Linked DNA regions of Mus musculus: region 1 is linked to region 2. The links are chromatin contacts, found by Hi-C or POLR2A ChIA-PET in ENCODE. All regions are on one chromosome and are shown on one strand. Each heading gives the region's core, a stretch centred on a gene start or an enhancer-like site at or near the end of the contact. The rest is flanking DNA. Distances are from core to core; before and after follow the strand shown.

Region 1 (3,019 bases), core at 258-2,757, 390 kb before region 2:
CCCAGTTATGAAGTACTGGGATTGAACCCAGGATTCTTTGCACGTTGGTGACAAACATGCCCTAATTTTAAATTTTAAATAAGAAAAGGAAAGAAATTGCCTACTGTTCTCAATCAAAAACACTGATATTTCTGCATCTAAAAAAAGTCAATTGCCACATTTAACAGACTAACAAGAGGCCTTGAGACACAATTACTACAGTTGCTGGTTTCTGTCTTTGAAAATACTCCAGATCACTCTTACGTATCCCTAGTAGAAACCTCATGGTTACAGACTGCTATTCCTTTTTAAATTTCCCATCTCTCCCTAAAATACACACACACACACACACACACACACACACACACACACACACACAAGTAGAGAACACAAATGTCTATAATAAAAACTGTACAAATGCCACAGCCACACATTAACTTTGTTTTAGAGAACTCAGATCTTTTTATAAGCAGCCCCTGAATTTGCAAAATAAAAGTCTTGTTTTGAGGCAGTACTCTCAGCTCACTTTATGAAATACCTTCAGCTAATCTAAGGCAAAGTAACAGATTTTCTGATTGGTACAAGCTTCATGGTAAATGATTGCACTACGGTATACAGATAGCATGCTATTTTAGAAAATGTCATGACTCAGTTAAGAATAGCTCTGCTCTTCAAACAATGGTGATTATGTGGAAATGACGCTTAGATAACTTATTTACATAGTAAACAGAAGTTAGAACTTTCTCTAACAATACAGGCGAATCAGTAGTAGCTTTGGGATAAAGGTTTACCAGGGTGCCTACTGTACTAGGCACTTAGTAGTTTTACAAACTACACATGCTCCGGGGTGCATGTGTGTGTGTATCAAACAACAATGCCTGACATTTGTAGAACACTGTCATTCCTCTCAGAACATGAGAACCCATGAGCGTCCCAGTTTTGCACTCCGGGGACACACACCTCTTAGAGTTAACCCTGACGGAGGTGTGACGGTTTGTTTGCGGCTCTGAGCTCCAGAGCGAAGCCTTTTGACTCACAATCTAATCATCATCTTCTCTCCTGGTTACTCCACAGTCCTACTCCAGTCCCACTGTAGGAATTTTATCTTAAAAAACTACTTGACGACTTCCTCTATCGTGCCTGCCCCGTAGTTCCGAAGCAAAGCGCGCGAACACACGCTTTACCGCTTGTCTGAAGTGCTCCGTCCGGGCACGTCCAAGTTCAAGACCGCCTGATAGGCGCGTTTCCTCGCGGCGGCGAGCGCCTGGGCTCCCCGGCCCTGCACCCCCGACCGCGCCCGCGGCTCGCAGGCTGACACCCGCCTTCCCCTGGCCCGAGGTACCCAGCTCTCGGCTGACCACGAACACACGGGACGCCATGGGGCGACGCCAACAGCTGAGCGGCAGAGGCCCCATGGCCCCACTCCCTCGCTGCATCCCGTCGCCTACCTGCCTGGGCCGCGACGCCGCCTCGCGCAGGGATCCCAGACTCGCGTCGGTGGCCTCTGGGATCCAGCGCCCACATCTTCGTCCCGCCCCCACAGGTTCCGCAGTCCCCGCCCTCCAGGCTAAGACACGCCCTCTTTTGCCTGGGCACGCCCCCGAGCTCACCCAGTAAGGCTCTGTCCTTCCAGGGCTCTCCTCAAGGCTCGGAACCCACGCCAGGCGGTCTCTCCGCCCCCAGCGCTGGGGTACCAGTGTGCGCTGCACCGCGCTGGTTCCACGGTGCAGCCCCTGCCCAGGCCTGGAGCCAAAGCTCTATCTCCGGATCTACGGTCTGTGCGACTACACGAGACAGACCTTTACAGCAAGGCAGAGCCTAGTAGAACCAGAGGAGCCAAACAGCAACTTCTTTAAGAAAACCCCAAAGCAGCTCAGGGAGCAAACATTCATCGGGAATGCCAGCTAGTAAAGAGATGCCAATAACGCACCTGGCCCCGGGTTTGGAATCACAAGCCGGATGCCTTTGGTGCCTAGTCCGGGTGCCGACTGGGTTGCCACACCCACTTGAGACTCACGCTTAAATTCTCCCTACCACACGATCTTGCTCAGGTATGCACATGGCTCTGTGCCTGCTGCAAGAATAGCCCAGTTTCACTCTGCGAGACTGGGATGAGTGGAACCTATTTCCCAGCACGATCTAACTGCCCCACCTCACCGCGCCCCGCCCCACTCCACCCCACCCACTCCATCCGACCTTGTGTCTGGTAACCAAACTTCCCTGGCTTGTTCACACAGAGGTACCAAAATAGAAGACTGCCACAGAGAGGTGTTTAATTACACATCGCGGATGACTGTCACCAGCCAACTCAACCAAGACTTGGAAAAAAAAAAAAAAGTCCCAATCCCTTGTGAAGCTATGAGGTGGGGACATGAGGTGGGGACAGTAAAAGGATTACTTTCTACCTGAGGGAGAAGTATTGACAATTCCTTTAAAATACTCCAGTGAGGAAATAAATGTAAATATGGTTTGGAATACATTGCAAACTCCATTGATCCCTTACCTAATGTGTATGTCTTTAAATGTAGACATGTGTGTTCTTTATTATTTTTCAAACTTCTTATCCTCCTACCCCTGCTTCTGGGGTGCAAGCATAGTCCTGAGCCAACACAAGTGGCATTTAATCTAGTCTGTTTGGAAAGTATCACAGATAGTTGTACAAGGTGAAATTCGGGACTAAAACAGCGTTTTTAAGATTTACATTTTGAAGTTTGCATCCACGAAGATTCTTTAGCAGGATGAAGATTTGAATTCCAAGATGAACGTTAATTAACATGCATGTGTTCTACTGCCCTCTCATGGGTAGGATGGAGCTACACCTAATGGTGAGAGGTGTCCTTTAAGTCTGAAGATAATACATAGTAATTTGTATTATTTTAGTGACTAGGAAGCCAACATGAAATAAAATCAGGTCCTTGATAAATATTCCCCGAAAAGCAATTTGAACTTCAAGAATGGGGAAGAGGAGTCTTACCCCACAGCTAGTATGAGCACGTCCCAAGGGGCACACCTAAGCTCACGGCTACCTGTGCAGAAAGTG
Region 2 (2,855 bases), core at 133-2,632:
CGACTCTGTGACTGGATTCTTGTGTCTGACATAGCACCCAGCCTGCACAAAACATTTTGCTGGGGTAAATGTGTTTATAAGGTTCATAATTCATCTGAGGTATGAGCCTGTGGTACCAGCTTTCTTCTCTCATGAAGAGAGCCAAGTGCCGTCTGTTCTCTTTGGGGCTTTTGCCTGTAGTGGACAGTGAAGGCTGCTGGCTTGATCAAACACGTACCATGGTTCTAGCAAACATGCTTCCCCCTTCCCGGTTGTGCCCTTGTTTGACTTCATTCTATACAACTTGATTAGGGTCTCCTCTTAAGTCCCATCTCATGATAGTATTATTATTATATCCTTGAAGGTAGTAATTAGAGTTATGAAGAGTCGTTTTTTCCTGGTTCTTTTCCTGAGTGGCTGGACTTTAGCTAATTCATTTAATCTCCTTGAATCTTAGTATTTTCATCCTTTAAATGATAGTGAAGTGTGTCTTGCTGAATATTACCTGTTTCTGGTAAATGTGCAAAGAAATGACTGTCAAAGCAAGCAGAAAACTGCTAAATGAGCATAAAATCCAAAAAAATTTATCATTTTATGACTTTTGAAATTCATTATAATGCCTGACACTTTGCAGGCACCAGCCAACTGGTGCGCCTCCATCTATTATTTAATGTGGTGAGGGGATATGCTATCACTTGTCACCACTAAGGACCCACTAAATCTCATCTCATTCCATCCCCCCACTTCTCGTTTGATGAAGAGGAACCTGAGGCTAGGAAAGGTTAAGCAACACATTCAAGGTCACACAGCTAAGAGCCTGTGCTCTCACGGGGTTCCCACATTTGCCTTCCTCTGGTCCCAGAACAGGGACAGCTTCTGGTCATGCTAAGAGGTAAAGGATTCAGCCAGCTCTATGAAGGTATTAAAGGCAGAGCTGGGACCAGCGCGAGGCCTGTCGGCTGTCGGTCCAGTGCTCAGCTCCGGCTCCCTTTCTGGCAGAGGTGGACACCTGAGATAGAAGGAGGCTCTCGTAGCTTCTTCTGTTCTCACCTCTTGGAGGCGTGCCTCTCACGGTCCAGGTTTCTTTTTTGTCATCGAATATATTTATATTTATATTCCTTTCACAAAGGAGAAAATGGGAGCATAGAGAGATCGCCTGAGCTTTTCTCTTCCAGGTAGAACACTTCCACATACTGCAGTAAGAGGAGAAAGCCGGATGGTTGGAATTTGAATATGAGGAGACACGTTAGTGACAAGCAGTAAGGCTGAACTGGAAGAAGCCAGCCAATCCCCTTCCACTTCCTTCCTGAGGTCTTTGCCTCTTCTGAGCTTGGCTTAGCCCTGACCGGAGTGAGCTCAGACACGACAGAAAGAAAGAGGAAATAGATTGTGTTTGTCTGTGGTGCTAGAGTAAGATACGGAGCAACAGTCACCCTAAAGGCCAGCCTGGACTTCCCCAGCTGACATTTGCTTTACTCGGGGGATCGATAATCTTGGCCGCAACACCTACAAAACCTGGGCCTGAGCTGCCTCCATTTCCAGCCTGCTTGGGTTTCAGTTCTTTCCAAGGTATCATTTCCTGGTTGTTTCTTTGGCAGTTTCTTCTGCACCGGCAAGGTTTAGTGTGCCCGGGCGTTTACCAGGTGTTGGCTCCCCCCTGCTGTCAGAAAGAAGCATTGCAAGGACTTGACAAGTTGCGTGTATCTCATGAACTCAAGAACTCATTGTCTGGGAGTGCTTGTCTCACGTCTCCTCAACAAGACATTGACTGTCCACGCGAGTGGGTCCAAGATCGGTAGCCATCAGTGCTCAGTTCACACTGCTGTTTATGCATTAAGGGAGTCGGTTTATGGAGCAATCAACGTGGTTTAGCACGCAATGCTTTCTAATTTCTGAGAACTTGGGCCTTTTGTTAAGGCCACTCCCAGCCTTCCTGGCCTCCTCTGAGCAGGCAGCATGGATACTTCTGATCGCGGTGGGAGCTGAATCCACCTTAGGTGCCTTGACACTCTCAGGCTTTTTACAGCAGGTCACCAGAGACTGGAGTCCCTTCAGGGCTGAGGAAGTGGAAGGGTTTCATCAGTCTACTGAGAGCTACCGGCCACTTGAGGTCCTCAGGGTTGGAGAGGCTAAGTTTCCTTCTTATTTACATTGCTGAACTGTCCTAGAGCAGTGGTCCTGGGCTCCTGTTACCAGCTTCAGAGGCTTGTCTCAGCCCTTAGGGCAGGGGCTCTCAGCCTTTGAATAGAGACTCAACCCCTTTCGCAGGGTCGCAGAAGACCATGGGAAGACGTAGAAATTTACATTACAATTCATAAAGATAGCAAAATTAAAGTCATAAAGTAGCAATAAAATAATTTTATGGCTGGGGGTCACCACACCACGAGGAACTGTATTAAAGGGTCACAGCATCAGGAAGGCTGAGAGCCACCGCCTTAGGAGGCGTCTACATCTTCAGCTCATGCTCCGTCTCTTGTCTGGGCTTCTTGTTTTCCTTGCCTTTCAGGTTCCCATGTTCTTAAAGTCCTAGAGGTCATAGGTTCCCCAAAGCTTCTTTCCAAAGAATAAAGGCCACCGCCCACTACTCTATATTGTAAGCACGCACTGTCTCTTGGGTTCCTCCTCATTTGTGTGACTCAAGCCTTTCTTACCCCCATAGGTACTACTCGGGACTCTCTCCCAGGGTGCATTGCTTCTGCTCCAGCTAGAATATAAATAGCTGGCTGCCAGTCCCTGGGCCGTCCCCTCAATACTTCAAACTGTGTGTGCCAGGGAGGGATTCAGCCAGGAGCGCACAGAGATGGCTCAGAGACTCCGGCTTTCCAATGGCCTGTGTCACTCAGCAGGCCCCGAGCATCTGTAGATTCTAAGCAAAC

Evidence for each region. Hi-C counts contacts between places; a loop is a spot of excess contacts on that map. ChIA-PET counts read pairs that join two places held with the same protein, here RNA polymerase II (POLR2A).
Region 1: a map of v-Abl transformed pro-B cells shows a loop between it and region 2 (4-fold over the local background). The contact joins the promoter of Dennd2c here to the enhancer-like site in region 2. A Hi-C loop is called at or near these places in 2 of 37 maps with a recorded cell type or tissue (both v-Abl transformed pro-B cells). POLR2A ChIA-PET finds 5 or more read pairs at or near these places in 1 of 5 experiments (embryonic stem cell).

What each region holds. Positions count from the first base shown.
Region 1 is chr3:103,101,147-103,104,165 of GRCm38, reverse strand. It overlaps Dennd2c (DENN/MADD domain containing 2C), which reads right to left and starts at 1,507. Exons shown (of 19, transcript NM_001384113.1): 1 at 1,428-1,507.
Region 2 is chr3:102,713,963-102,716,817 of GRCm38, reverse strand. No RefSeq gene overlaps it. Among named protein-coding and RNA genes, the nearest start is that of Tspan2, 19 kb to the left of the region's middle. Within about 2 kb of position 1,382, at least 1 of the 3 ENCODE cell types and tissues checked has a DNase peak (open chromatin) inside an H3K27ac peak, as active enhancers do.